Linked DNA regions of Mus musculus: region 1 is linked to region 2. A link is a loop called in an ENCODE intact Hi-C map of the cell type or tissue named here. Cell type or tissue: heart. All regions are shown on one strand.

Region 1 (8,000 bases), 74 kb before region 2:
ACACTGGTCGTGCTATGCTGTCTTCCCTTTGGACTGGGAGAGCCCTCTCCTCAATGATTTCAAGCTGTCTGAGCCAGAAGGTTATTGTTCTAACTACTCAAGGTGAAATGCCAGTTGCTCTTAAAGCACCAACACAGCACGTGTGACATCTCCTAAATTTTGGTGTTGGCAGTCTCAGCTCCTTACCATCAGAAGTTGTTTCTAACTCTTCCAGGAACTGTGTCTCACAATCCTTATAATCTTGGCTCCTGCCTCTGGCTCTTCAGAGTCTCTTTTCCTTTGTCTTCCATAGTCTTGGCTTCCCTGCTGTCCCCCAGTACCCTCAATATCCTTAATCTCTTACAGATTCTGTCCTTGGTAGTGCTCTGACCTCTTTCAGCTGACTCTTATAGATATAGCTTGGAGCCTTGGGTATCAGGGCTCATCGCTCTGGAATTCTTGGCAGCCTCCATCCATACCAGCATAGCTAAAGCCACAGTTAGAATACCTGAGGACTTGACATTCCTAACCATCCCAACCTATCCTACTTGTGATAAAAATCCCAATCAGCCAAAGACACCACTCAAGAGAAGACTTTATTAGAGCCAAATGTTGTAATACCAGGGAACAGAGCATGGTGGAAGTTACGCAGACTCACCTGAAAAGAGTAGTCTGTTTAAGCAGCCAGAAGAGGGGCCCAGATGCACATGTTCAGTCTGATTCCACCACTCCTAGTTCCACATATGCAGCTCCGGATTCCACCTGACTCAAGCCCTACACAAAGACCAATGATCGGTTCCCCGTCCACCAGTCACTGGACTTTTTTTTTTTTTTCTGAGTCACAGCAGGAGGAGATGCTGAGCTCACCAAGGTTTGTCTAGCCTTGTTATCTAGAGTCTTCCAAATCTTAGACAGATTGTGTGGGAAGAGGTCCCGGCTGGAGCATGGTCTCCCAAAGCAGACCTTGTTGGCGTCAGTTCCAATCCTGATCACAATTGTTAGTGAAGCTGAAGTTATGTGATTCCTGGAGGGCCAGAGAAGTTTGTTTGTTTGTTTTGTTTTGTTTTGTTTTGTTTTGTTTTGTTTTGTGTTTAAGAGTTGAGATGCCTCTTACTCCACACAGCCACGTTAAGGTAGAGAATATGTCAGCTGTCAATCAGTCAAGCAGCTGACTGAACCACACCTGACATTTAAAATATCATAGGATGTTTACAACAACAGCAACAAAAACCCTAGGGAACTAGCATTAATGGTGTTTAGCAACACACAACTCCTATGCAAATATCTTTAGAGAGAGTTGGGTCATTCTGTGATTCAGTTTTGTGGAATTTTAAAGTGATACATATATGAAAATGTATATTTTATAATAACTCTAAGAAAGGTTAGCCAGGTGGTGGTGGCACACGCCTTTAATCCCAGCACTTGAGAGGCAGAGGCAGGCAGGTCTCTCTGAGTTGCAGGCTAGTCTTGTCTAAAAAGTGGGCACTCACTTTGAAACTTACAGAGAAACCCTATGGAGTGGCAGGGAGAAAAGAAAGGGACAGGTATAAGAAAGCTATGCCTGTTTTCATGTTAGTACATATTGTATGTATATATACACACAATAACATAATAAGACAGTCCTGTCATTAGATTTCCTCTTCCATTAGTTTCAATGGAAACTATTTTGTTAAAAGGGCCTGCACCTCAAAGTGGGACTTTTCATGGACCCCACCCCCAGCTGTATAAATAATGACATGGAGTCAATAATATTTTAATGCCTCAGCTTGGCAGTCTCCCAACGACTCTAGCTGACTAATTCTGGCCTACATCTTGTCACATGGCCAGGTCTACCTCTCTGCTCCGGCCTGAATCATCCCTTCTGTGATCCCTGATGAACCTCCTGCATTTGATTGCTTCTCCCGAAGTTCCTATCTCTGCCTGGAAGTGCCGCCTCCTAGTCCCTGCTCAGCTATTGGCCATCAGTTTTTTATTACATCCAATAGGCAAGGAAGGAAGGATGAATGTTTGCAAAAATATGAGGCTGGCGATGGGCCACGGAAACAACAATACCAAGATGCGACGAGTACTTAGCTCTCTGCAGGTACCCGTTAAACAATTGATGACACAGAAACATACCTTCACAAAATGTACCCTAACAGTACCTTATTTAAAATTGTTTAGAACTGATCTGCACTTGGAGATCTGATTGAGTTGATTGCTCCAATCCAGGATGTGCTGTCTTCTGATTTGTGGTGTTAACCGAATATTCACGATGTGAGGATTAAGGAGAGAATATTATTTTCTTTCACCAGTTTCATTGTGTTTGCCATGAAAGGCCCGAAATTAACCTGTAAACCCCAGTTGCCCAAGGACCAGGTAACTTCCGGGAATGCTGGGAGTTGTAGTTCTCAGAAAATAACAAAGCCTCATAGGAAACTATGATGGCCTATAGGTCATCCTTATAAATCCCTGCTACACAGGCTCAAGGCCATTCCAGCTGAGAAACTCCAGGGAATGGTCCTGATTAAAGTCGAGGATTTGGTGGTCAGTATTTAATATTTAATAAAGCTAGCTTTAATTTGCCCGGAGCTGGTGGACTTGGGGTTTTTTCTCTGGCAAATCCCAGGATTAACAGTCACTGCAGTGTCTCTGTCAGAGTTTCTCCTTCTCAGGCTGCTTCTTCCCATCATGCCTTTCCTGCACCCCTTTTCAGCCCTTTCTGTGATTGTGACTTACAGCACCCCGAGCTCAGGAAGTAGGGAAGCACTTGGGAGTGGGGTGCACGTTAGCTTCCGTTTCATTCCCTTTAACAATCTGACACTGAGGTAGAGGCTTTTTAAAAAACGTGAACTTACTCCTTTACAGTGCTGGAGGTCAAAGTCCAAAATGAGTTCCATGGGGTCTGAGGTGAAGCTGTTGGTGTGGCTGCATCCCTCTGGAGGCTTGAGAGAAGAGTGTTTTGTTGCCTTCCCAGCTTCTAAGGCTTCTTATGCTCCTCGACGCAGGACCTTACTCCATGACACACCCCACTTAGATCGACAGATCTGATCTGATTCTCAGCCTGCTTGCCTCATTTATAAGGACTCTGTGATTAGTGGTCACCCTCAGATCATTCTAGATGACTCTCCACCCCACAATCCTTGACCACATCTGCAAGTCCCCTCTACACGTAAAGTGCCAGATTCAAGGGCTGGATGTCTTTGGGGTGACTAAATTCTCAGAGATGCTGTGCCAAGACTAAATCTGTTTTGGTAAAACATGGAAATACATTCCCCAGAAAGCTTAAGGCACCCATGAATGGCTATGAGTTAGGAGGAAGCTAACAAGCTAATCCTTGTTTCTTTTACACAGGATATTAAGCCGTTCCTCTGACTGTCCTGGAAGTCACCATATTGACCAGGCTGGCCTTGAAGTCACAGAGAGCCACCTACCTCTGCCTCTAGGCCCTAGGAAGGCATTTTTAGGATGAACAAGCTGATGAGATGTCAGCTCTGGACACAGCACACATGCAAAGACTACCTAAACCACAGTTCCAAAAGCCACCTAAATGTGCATTTCAAACTTTGCAAAAACAATAGTAACAACCACAAGAAAGCAGTGTCCTCAGAATTAGTGTCTCTGCCACTTCTCCTGTGCTGTGCCACACCGCATCTTTGGTGGTTCCTAAAAGAAACCTGATACTAACTAATCCAGGGTTGAATCATAAACCCCACGGAGATAAACCAAGAAATAAAAACACTCCTGATGTGTTCCAAAATAACAACAATGTCAGAAAACCGCACCAGGAGGCCATTCATCTGGGTTTGAATTTTAAAGAGGGCTAAACATGGAGAGTCTCACAATTCACCAGCTGCTTTTCTTTCAAAGGATACTCCCCTGGCGACACCTACTGAAGCACAGGCAGACTTCTTTCTTGCTGCGTCACGGGTGTTTCCTTCCCCGCCCCCTCCTTTTGTGGGCGTGTGTGTGTGTGTGTGTGTGTGTGTGTGTGTGTGTGTGTGTGTGTGTGCAGTTTCTCCCTCCTTGTAAGAACTCAGCCCTGCTGCCTGTTCCTGCTGCTGCTGCTGCTGCTGCTGCTGCTCCTCCTCTGACTCTACCACCTCTTTCCTCTCTTTTCTCTTCCTGCTTAGCTCCCTTCCTTCTGGTAAGTATGACAAACACTTCCCCAAGCCCTGAGGGGCAGCCTGTAGCCTGTAGTCTGTAGTGTTCAAAAGTTACAGACGCCAGCAAATGGTAGAAGGGCTTTCCATTGTTCAACTTCACAAGACAGCGGGTGGATCAGGAAGGGATGGTGCGTGTGCGTGTGTGAGCAGCCACAGCTAGCACAGGGGAAACATTCCTCCTTCCCGGAGGGGCACAGAGCCAATAAAGTTTGTAAAAGACAGATTTTAGAGTTTCTTTGTGAGAAGAAACTTTGCTACAAAAAGGACGATTTTAAGGTTCTTTGACTTTGTTTATATTTGGTTTTCCTTCTTGTTAGTTTGTTCTGAGGTGTCTTAAAGAAGTAAATTGTCCTCTAAACAAAATAGGTTACTGTTTTAAAAGAAGGTTGGAGTTTGGAGATACTGCACATCAGTGGAGCATTTGAGGTGCTGAGACTGACACACACACACACACACACACACACACACACACACACACACACATCAACTAATGTGGAACAGGAATTTAAAGAATATCCATAGACCTAAGCTTGAATAGATCACGTGAACATTTTCATGTAGCCTAACCACAGTAAAATGCCCGTGGACTGTTTGAAATAACTGCTTTGAACTTTGATTGACTTCAGATCTCACCCAATGATAATCTCCCCTACACTTAAAAGTTCACATATGGATTCAAACCAGTAAATGGTCACAATTTTTAGTCTGACTGAGAGCCTATTCTCTTGACTTTAGGGATGAAGGGCTAAATGTCAGAACTCATTTTAGAAGAACTTAAAATAACTTCTGGCAGGGCAGCAGGTGACACGTGTCTCTCTGTGTGCTTGGGGGAGGCAGGAGTTATATATAGCAGAGAGCATGGCGAGCGGAGGTCAGGCTCTCGATTGCAGTGGTGGAGACGCAGCCACATTGTGTGATAACCAAGTGATTGAATTAAAAGGAATGACCTTCCTCCTAAGTCCTGGGGGAGCCACAGGTGGGTGGGGACTGTCTCCACACTGTGTCTTCCACTCTCGGGTTGGCAGTCAAGTGTTCAACACCTACTACATTCAAGTGCTTGACACTTGCCCTAAAAATGAGCCAAGGAAGCTATGCAGTTGATAACACAGCATGTTTTTGTTTCCACTGACATGCCAACACAACCGCACGACCCGTGAAGCTAGGGAACGCTGCCATAGTTTTATGCTATTAGTTAGCAGCATAACTATTGCGTTCTATTTGTAAACAAAACGCACCAGAAGTTAAACCCTAAGCCAAATCTCTCCGCCCCTCAGCATGGTAGGAGCAAAGCCCGGAGTCTCTAATGCAATGTGCTGTGTTGTTCCATATTTCCCAGAGGCTCTACTATTATGTGGGTGTTGTTGTTGATGTTGTTGCTGCTGGGAGACAGGATTATATAGCAGAGGCAGGCTAGGGACTCTGTGTAGCTGACAATGACCTTGAACGCCTGACTTGCCTTCCTTTTACAAATAAGAAGTAGACATGCCCCAGCATGCCTGGTTTGAGTCCATATTGCATTTGAATTATTTTTCTAGCTTAAGATATACATTGCTATGTCTTAAAATTCTTACATTTTCCTAGAACTTTTTAAGTTAGAAAATTATCATCTTTTTACTTCAAAGATGAAGTCAGTTTCTAGAGTAAAAGAATGTTATAGAAATTTAAGGAGTTAGTATTATATGTGGGCTGGCGAGATGGCTCAGTGAGCAAAACTGCTTGCTATACAAGCGTAAGGATTAGAGTTCTGATCCTGACAACCATGTGGAAACTTGGATGCAGTCAAATGAGCATGCAATTACAGTGCTGTTAGGGACAGAGGCAGGAGGATAACTGGGGCTTGCTGACTGCCATCCTAGTGCCAGGTTCAGTGAGAGGCTCTTGTTTTAAAGGTAGAAGATGGATGTGACACCAGACATCCTTCTCTGGCCTCTGCATGTACACACACACACACACACACATACACATATGTGTGAAAATACTCATACACATATATACATATGAAAATATATTTCTAAGGATCATCATCATTCATTCATATTACTGACTTATTTATACATTTCTCATTCCCTGTTTTAATTAAAAAACATTAATCTGAAGTTCAAAAACCCTTTTTTTTCTGATTGATAATTGCATGTTGCTTATTATCAGGGAGAAAACACTAGAAAAGCAATTTTACCTAATAATGTAGTAAAATACACAAGTTAAACTTTTTACCTAAAGATTGAAAAATAGCTTATGGATGTAACTGTTACGAATTATTTTTAGTAATCAGAATGGTTCCTGTATTAAATATTAAATTAAAAGTTAAATAAAAATTAAACTTTGCATGAAAATGTCTATGTGCAAGCACTTTTAAGGACTGTGAGGTCTATACCTGAAAATCCTAACACAAATTGACAAATATATTCATAAAAACAATACCATAAATTAACTCAAACAATTTCAACAAAAAGGGGTAGTGCTAAAATGTGAAGATTACACTCAAGATAGGACAGTAATACGACCTGAGTTTTAGTGTCGATGGTATGTGGAAGTTCATTTATTCTGTGGCGGATCCCAAAATTAGGTGGCGCCTCTCTGAGAGATATCCTTATCATTAATATGTAAGTGAAATCGTTAGGTGAACCATGACTGTGCTTCCCACCAGACCCCACTCCCATATGGAGATTAATCATCCTGATCAGCTCTCAGTGGAGCACCCAACTCCCCCAGGGGACAGCTCATCACTCAATCAAAACGGCCCGGGAAAGCAAGATGGCGAGCGGTGCTCAACCTCAGGCCAAGCGCCAGAGCAAGAGGGAAGCCTGCATCCCGAGAAGGGAGCCCATGATGTCGCGGAAGAGTTGAGCAGGCAACTGGAAGACATCATAAGCACGTATGGGTCTGCTGCCAGTCCCCGAGGGAAGGAGAGCACCTCTGAAACTAAGGAGCAGCCCCCAAACACAGAGGCACCAGACAATGAGGATGTTGACTATGAAGAAACCACTGAAGAGATAGACAGAGAACCCACTGCTCCTGAAGAGCCAGCCGCAGCCAAAGAGCCTGTCAGCAATAAAGAGCAAAAGCTGGAAAAGAAAATCTTAAAAGGATTAGGCAAGTATTATGTTCTAATGTCTCTATCTGACATACCCTGTCCCCAACCCTGTTCAAGGGCTGGGATGCCCTCCCCGCCCCCGCCACTCTCACCCCGGCATTTCCTTATACAATGCAGACATTCTCTCTTGCACACTCTCGCTCTCGCTCTTGCTCTTGCTCTCGCTCTCACTCTCGCTCTCTCCTTCCTCCCCAGCCCCCAGCCTGCGAACTCACCTGAGAGCAGACTCCCGATAAACCTGCCTCTAATATACTCTAATCTGGCTCGAATTGGTTTCTTTCACTGGCAGAGAAATAACCTATCCGCCATATAAATATATTTGGATTAATTTCATATCCTCCTTTTGTAATTTCCTAAATTTTCTATTGCTGTGTTTTTCTCTAGCCCATCCCTTTTCGTATTACTAAAGTGAAGGTTTTTCACATGATGCCAGTCAACTTGGCTCACATGCCTACCCTATGGCTCTTAGAATTCCAAACCAAAATTCTTAAGATATTTTTTGGGCCTGTGGTCTAACCCTGACAGGCTCAAGCTTGATCTCATTTTACTGTATTCCCCTGCATCTCTTTCTTTTCCATGCCATCCCTGACCCCACCACTACCCTAGCCATTCTCATCTTCTCTTTTAGTTCTTTGAACTTCCATGCTCCATTTTCCAAAGGCCTGCGCACATTCTACCTAAAAACATCTGCACCCTTCCAGTCCTTTGAGCATAGAACTTCTGCTTGCCATTTAGCTCATAACCAAAAGGTATTTTCTTAGCCACATCCTAACGTTGCAATC
Region 2 (8,000 bases):
TGTTTTGCAGTGCTATGGACAGAACCCAAGGTTTTCTTCAAGATAGATGCAGGCAAGGCGATAAGATACTATGACCAAAACAACTTATAGAAGGAAGGAGTTTATTGGGAATTTACAGTTTCAGAGGGTAAATCCATGACCATCAAGGCAGGGATCATGAAAGGAGGCAGCCAGGCATGAAGCTGTGGCAGTAGCCATGAGCTGACATCTTGAGCCACAAGCACTAGGCAGAGAAAGTCACACTGGGAATGATATAAGATTTTTGAAACTTCAAAGGCCACCCCTAGAGACACACATCCTCCAACAAGGCCACACCTCCTAATCCTTCCCAAACAGTTCTAACAACTAGGGACTAAGCATTCAAATCTACAGGGCTATGGAGGCCATGCGCATTCAATGTACCACACTAGTCTTCTCTCACAGCACTAAATCCTCATTTCTGGTTTTTCAACTTCATTGATTGTCCCCCTCTCTTTTTTTTTTCCTAGCTCAGGCATTTAAGACTCTTAAAGAATGGTTTTAAGTATAACCCAGAACTTTTAATCAAAATGTTATCATATAACTTCAAATTATTTTCATGTATCTTTTAACATTTTAAGAACTAATACATAAGTATCTACAATGTTCATATATTAGCTTTTAACTAATAGATTAATGCTGCTACACTTATCAACGATACAACATATGCATCTAAATCATGTGGAATATGTTGGAGTTTCATAGTCCAGCTCATGGTCAGTTTTGGCAACTGTGCCATGTACAGTGTTGTATGCACAGGCATCTCTTAGTCAGTGGTTCTCAGCCTTTCTAATGCTGTGATCCTTTAATACACTTCCTCATGGTGTGGGACCCTTCAACCATAAAATTATTTTTATTGCTACCTCATAACTTCAATTTGCTACTGTTATAAATCATAATGTAAATATCTGATATGCAGTATATCTGATATACAAGCCCTGGGAATGGGTCCTTCAACCCCCTTAGGGTTAAGAACCCACAAGTTGAGAACCATTGGTCTAAACTATGCTATTCAAATCTTCAGGCTTATTAATCTATTTGGCCACTTGTGCTGTGAGTCAAAATTTCTACTATTATTTCAGGTTTTCTAATTATCCATTTTGTTCTATTAAATATTGTCTTACATATTACCAGGGGTATATGAATTTATGTTTGTGGTAACTTTGGTTTGAAATGATCATTTTATTATAAAATATACTTTCATAAAACTAGTAACTTGTTGCCTGAATGTCTACTTCATCTGATAAAATGCAAATGTGAGTTTCTCATGGTTAATATTTGCATGCTTTAATATTGTCCACTCTACTGCTTTCAATTTTTCTGAATTATTTTACTTTACAACACAGACTTCTATACCACATAGAGTTGAGATTTGTCCCTTTTTTAGATATAATTAATATGTATAATTAAACATTAACTTATTTATTTTATGGCTGTCCCATCTATTTTGTGTTTCAACTTTCTTTATGTTCTTTTAAGCCACTAACATATTATTTTTATTATCTCATTTCTTTTCCGTTAACTACTTTTAGTCATAGTATTTCATTACATATTTTTTGTGGTTACCATAGGGATTTCAACATTCATCTTTGACTTAATAATGTCTAATGAACTGCATTGTCTTTTCAACTTCCTGCTCCAATAAGCCTACTGGGCATTACAACTGCATTTCATACATTTCTACTATCTTCTGATTCATCATCCTATTAATTTAGGGCCCCTCAGTCTTTATTATCTAAACTATTGTTATATAATCCATTGAGCTCTTAATTCCATTTACCAGAGTTTCTACTTGTAGATATTCCACTTGACTTATGGTCTCATTTTCTTGTTTAAATTTCTAATTGAGTGTTCTAGGCACAATTATTTTAAAGCCATGCCTAATTATTGCAACATCTGATTGCTTGAGAAATTTTATATTAATTTCAATAGTTTTGCCTATAAGTATACCAGAAGAAAGCACATTTGATTTCTGGGCATTTTTAATTAAAAACATAATAAAACTTGTGGAATGTGAACCAACAGTCAGGTAAGGTGAGAAACTTAACCTGCCTAGTCATAAATTGAATGGTCTGAAGCTGGGCTCCAGCCTTTTCAGAGCTATCTATCTCCTGTGGTGAAGTGATTTTGGAGTCCAAACTAAGAGCCAGGAATGTTGCAGTCCGGATCCTAAACCACTGGCTGTCTCTAAACTCCAACTTTTGCTCTTGACGCTGCATGAAACTAGAAAGCTTTGACGAGTTTCCCAGCCTCTCAGTCCAGTGCCTTGAAGAAGAAAACTAGTCCAAAAGTCACTTTCTCTTCTTTCATTAACCAGTTCCAGCCACGTAGTCACTATAGAAGAAACTGCAGAATTCCTCTCCTCTCCTCTCCTCTCCTCTCCTCTCCTCTCCTCTCCTCTCCTCTCCTCTCCTCTCCTCTCCTCTCCTCTCCTCTCCTCTCCTCTCCTCTTGGCTCCTTTCATTGCCTCTCCCCACCCCCTTTCCCTCATTTTATTGCTCTTTGTTTTCATTCTTTCTCTTCTTCTTTCTTTTTCATTTTTTCTTTGTGTATAGTATAAGCTGTTTGGGACCTTGCTATTATGGAGACCAGGCTGCCCTCAAATTTATAGTTAGCCTCTCAGTTTTGTCCTCCCAAGTGCTAAGATTACATGTGAGCATTGGCAAGCTTGCTGTTTGAATATCAATCTCTTCATCCTAAAATTCTGATAATTGATCACATTTCCCTTGAGCTCAAGTTAAATGGTTCCCCACTAAATTGGCCTGAGTTCTTATTTCTCTAAGAATCAATTGTGGAATATTATTTGGTTAATTTTGCTAAGATTTTTGTCATGACCTAGTACAGTGGAAATAATGTCATTTGTGAGACCAGACAATGACTCTGAGACCACAGGTGGTTTAGGTGAAAAATGTACCAAGTTAATAGTGCCTATTCTAGCAAGAGACATGATGACAGCATACATGACAAGCATTTGTTAAGCTCAGCCACAATGATTGACAAGTAGAGCATCCCAGCAGTTGCTTTGTGCTCTCTTACATTTAAAGGAGCATACTTGTTAATAAGGCAGATAATTCTTCCATTAACTAAATTATTAGCAAAACATGCATCCCATTGACTCAAACTTTTCTATTACTTTGCATATGAGTTTGATAGAAGTTTGAGTCAGGTAGAAAAAAGAAAGCATGCTGTCGATTGTCTTTGTCCTTTGGGGCTACTGTGACAAAGATACCAGTGATTGTGTGGGTGATAAACAAACAGAAGATATTACTTCTAATTCTGGAGTCCAGGAAGTCCACTAGTCATGTTCTGAAAGATTTCCTGTCTGTAGAGGGCTCATGTCCTCACCCGCAGCCATCTTCATATTGTAGCAACACAGAGAAAGAAACTAGGGAGCTCACAGAGGTCTCCTTCAATGAGGATCTTAACTCCCTTTGTGAGGCCGATGTCTTCATGATCTCATTCCTTCCCAAACGCCACACCCTTCTGCATCATCATGTTGGAGGTAAGAATTTCCATATAGAAACTTAGCAGGGCATCAAGCATTCAGTGCGTAACATCAGTTGAGATGTGGCTGTCGGGAAATAAAGGGTTTAAGTGACTACATGTCGAACAGAGATACTGCATAGAAGGCCTAATGCTCTTCTATCAGCAAGAAAATAAAACACTACGGATCAAAGTGACCAACAAGGTAAAAATCTGAACCAATTCAAGACAGTCTGAAAGATGAGACGTTAAATAAACTGGCATTTTTCCCCCCAAGGGAGGGGCCTATGTGCTTGCTCAGCTTCCCAGCTTCTCCTCCTCCTGTGCCCGCAGGGAACAGACATCTGATTTGTAGCCTGCTTATGTTAGTCCCCTCAGGTCCCTTCGTGTTTTGACATCTCCAACCTCACTGTCAGATTCTAAGGCCCATCCCCCCAAACTGCAAGCAGGGGCAGATGACAGTGGCTTTTCCCTCACATTCATAGTGGGTTTGTGCTGCCACTTGCCTAAAAACACTCCTCTGAGTTGCTGGCTTGCCTTCCTGCCTGCCCAGACACAGCCTCTGCAAGGCAGCCACCTTTAGCACACAGAGAGCAGCAGTGCCACCTACTGAACCACTAGAGGCAGAACTGTCTTTGCAGCCAGTCCCAGACAGATTGTCACTTAATCTGGCAGGACTGCTGTACATGGCAACAGAACTGAAAACCACCTTTGTACAGCAACTAAGTAGGTCTTCTCTTCTGCCAGAGTTAGTAATTGTTTGCTGCTGCCACACTGAAGAGGGTCGCAGGAAGTGTATTCTGTTCTGCAAATGAAAACCGGTTGTAGTTAGGACCTAAGCTGTATCCCAGGTCAATTCAGCAAATGCAGCATCCAACAGTGAATGGACTCCTAAGTTCTTACCCTGTGCTAGGCACTGTGCGAGGCACAAAAGTACAAGTGTAAATGCCTACAGCAGAAAGGCTAAGGAAAGTTGGAAGGCAGACATCTGTTCCCTAGACAACAGACTGCACTCACAGAGCTCAGCTGCATGCAGACATGTCCTGATTTTTGACATTGTAATATGACCATGTCATATAGAGTTAATGATGGAGAACTGCACAATAGAGGAGAGAGAGAGAGAGAGAGAGAGAGAGAGAGAGAGAGAGAGAGAGAGAGAACAGCACAATGTTTTAAGTAAGTTTGCAGCTATCCTAGGTCCAAACATATGACTCAAAGGATGGATGGGGAAAGTCTGGACTTTCTACATTTTCTTGGATTGTATTGTTCCTGATACCAAGTTTAGATTAAAAAGCTGTAATGAGTTCCTCAACATTTTGCTATATTTTGTCTTTTTTATAATTAATTAGAGTTCTATATCATTAAATTCTCAATTCACCAGATGCCCACACAATAATTTCAGAGCCAATTGATGATACAAGCTGCCCACCTAGATTAGACAGGTTATTCCAATTATTCTGTCCTTTTATGATATTCATAGCTACCTGTGGCTATTTAAAGTCACTCAGAATCTGGATCATCTTCCTCTTCCTTCCTCTTCCTTCCTCTTCCTTCCTTTTCTCTCTCTCTCTCTTCCTATCCCTGTCTCTGTCTCTGAAAATCTTAGCTCTGCCTCCCTTTTCCCTGTCCAATCACAGGCTTCTTATTGTATTAACATTTAAATTAATTGGGGGAAAATTCTGCTACATTTTACCCTTTCTGTCCAAATAAGCAAACCTTTTCTTTCAAATATAAATTGTGCACAACTATTACCACTTTGTAATTTATAAAATACAAGATAGACCTAACACCCAGTCCATAATTAATAGAACACTCTGTTATCTAACTTTTAAAAAGGTTTATAAATCCATATGTTATTCCTGGTTAGCTTGTATATTATCTGAAAACTATCTCTCAAATATATTCACTCAATGCTAAATAGTCTGCAATGACCATGAGACTATAACTAGTCTTTCAACCCCATCAGAAATCCGAAAATGACCAACATTATCTGAAAATATAGGAAACCTAACACAGCTTTCAGAACTGAGACAAATTGTAGAGGCAGCTGCCTACCTATACAGCCCCAGAAAGTCAGGAAGTTGGAACATCAGGCTTCAGCCTTCTGGCCCAGGATCAGCTGACAGATCTTGAAAAACAGGAATTATTAAGGACTACCTTATTCTGTCCAAGCAGAACTAAGCTGTCCTAACCTATACCTTTCATCCTCTCAAGGACAGTACAGGTCTGCAGGACAGGTAGGCAATTTCTGCCCAGTGGCCACCTAGCCACAATGTATCACCTCACCGGGAGGTATAAATGCTTAGCTGCTTCTTTGAATCTATGAATGGGAAGCTTTTAGGAGCAGATTTGTCTCAACAAATGAATAAATAACATTAAATGTCACATTCTGTGGATTTCTAATGTTTTTGAAAACCAACTATCTATGTAAAATAATCTGGACTATTGTCTGTTAACTACCCTCATCTATTTCTAATTAAAATATCTGAGAACACCCTAATAATACACTTAGAGCCATGCATTTGCTATTTGGCCCTTAACTCACAGGCTTAAACATCTCAGATCAGTCTATAATAACAGTAACAGAAGGATTGGGTCCAAGCTTTGTACTTCTAAAATTTGTGTATCAATATAAGAAATTTATACTAATGAAAACCTTGATTTTGCATCAAAATAAATTCTATACAAAAACAAAAAATTATGACTTCAACTTAGTAACAATTATAAAGATTTCTACCAAATGAGATTATGGCTATATAATCAATTCTGGCTGTTTCTTCCCTGTTCCAATTATGACCATTTCTAAATTCCTTAGAAAGACAACCTTAGAATAACCACCTCCAGCCCCAAAGCTCAGGGAACTGGGACGACGACTCTTTTCAAGTGGAATATGGGCATTGAGATATTTTTGAAGGGGTGGAGGAAAGGGTAGGGAAAATGGGGGGGTTGGTTGGCTTTAAGAAGGCCACACCAAGGATTGAATTAGTCTCTGATGTCTGTGTCCTGACTTGATCAAGTTGAAAGTCCAAGACATCAGGAGTTCAAGTAACTCAGTTCAGCATGTCTGACTATGAGACTCACCAAGGCCGTCTATTCAAAACAAAACTTTAATATCATCAAGATAACTTTTTTTGGTTTGATTCTCTGGAGTCTAGTTCTTCAGGAGGTCTCCCTTCATCCTATTTGACCTTTTTACTCTGGAAGGTGTATAGACACTAATCACCTTTTCTAAATATGCAAAGACAAAACCTTTCTCCCAAATCTGCATATCCTTGAGCCAGTAACCAAAAAACAAAACAAAACAACAACAACAAAAAAAACCCCTTTATTTTGACCTCTCTCAAAGATGAGTATTGTAACCACAAAACTCAACATCACACCCATTTTGAAAATTAAAACAATTCAAAACAAATGAAGTAAATTAAAATATTGTATGTGCCTATTCTTAAGCCTTTTCTATTTTGCCATGCAGGATAATAGCCCAAAATTTCCATGGAGCCCACATTAGAGAATATGAGTTAGTTATCCTGCAGACCTTATTACACCATCTTTAAAACAATTGATTCATACTTCTATCTATACCTGCTTATAAGCAGGCAGGTAGTCAAACCAGGATTTAAACCCAAAATTTCTGTGGAGCCCACACTAGACAGAATTTGAGTATCCTGTAAGACTTATTAGAGCAATATATCTTTATACCATCTTTAAAGCAATTAATTCAAACTTTCACTAATATCTGCCTATAGGAAGCAGGTAGTTTTTACTTGTTAAGCTCTCTGCCTAGAGCAGCCATCCTGTTACGCCATCTATCTATTGAGCTCTCTACCTGGAGCCACAGACATTACTACTACCTGTGCATAGCAGATAATTATCACTGCCCTCTCTACTTGGAGTCAGTGACTAATTTTCTCTATCCTAGTTCCAAACTGCAGGCGAAATTCCCCATGTGATTTGGACAAAATCTGTATATAAATCTATCCTAAAAGCAAATAATCCCAATTTTATAAATTTACAGTTAAATCAATATCTGCCCCAAGATGTAGGCAGCTTCCATTCTCTAGCTCTCTGACAAGGGCAGCCATCTTGTCTCTTTCTATAGCAGGGCACCTCAGAGCCCTCTTTCTTTGTTTTGAAGTTCCCATGCTTGAGTCCATGTGACTAGTCCCAGCACCACCTTTCTCTCACTTAGAAAATAAAACTCTACTTCTCAGGCTAATAATCTTACATTTCTCGTGGATTCTTGCCCAACTCATTGGTTTGCCACCTGTTGCAGGAAATTTTTTTTTTTTTTTAAATCCATGCTATTGCAGGCAAGCCACAGGCAATGGCTGACCTGTTCTCATCTCATGGAGACTCTCTGACTCAGAACTCTGAAATCTCTCCAACTTGCTCACTAAGTGCCCATTGGCAGGTCGCTACCACACCAGCCCCATACTTCAAAACTCCCAAGTCCTTTTGGGGTACACATCAGGCAAACCCACACTTTGCCACCATACCTT

The links. A loop is a pair of places that touch in the nucleus more often than their neighbours do. Peaks named below come from ENCODE experiments on the same cell type or tissue, not always from the same donor. Only the 100,000 strongest peaks of a DNase experiment are listed, where the experiment ranks them.
Region 1: a loop joins it to region 2, with 2.4 times the contacts of the local background. A loop is called at or near these places in 7 of 42 quality-filtered maps.

The regions. Positions count from the first base shown.
Region 1 is chr10:17,792,317-17,800,316 of GRCm38, forward strand. Txlnb (taxilin beta) reads left to right here and starts at 3,903. Exons shown (of 10, transcript NM_138628.3): 1 at 3,903-4,105; 2 at 6,772-7,217. The coding sequence starts at 6,785. Gm20655 (a long non-coding RNA gene) reads right to left here. Exons shown (of 5, transcript XR_871470.3): 2 at 638-8,000. In heart, a CTCF peak has its summit at 3,842; DNase peaks (open chromatin) are centred at 3,925 and 5,065; H3K4me3 peaks cover 2,827 bases; H3K27ac peaks cover 3,812 bases.
Region 2 is chr10:17,866,059-17,874,058 of GRCm38, forward strand. No RefSeq gene overlaps it. Among named protein-coding and RNA genes, the nearest start is that of Gm20655, 34 kb to the left of the region's middle. In heart, a CTCF peak has its summit at 4,118 (motif pointing left); a DNase peak (open chromatin) is centred at 4,043; H3K27ac peaks cover 523 bases.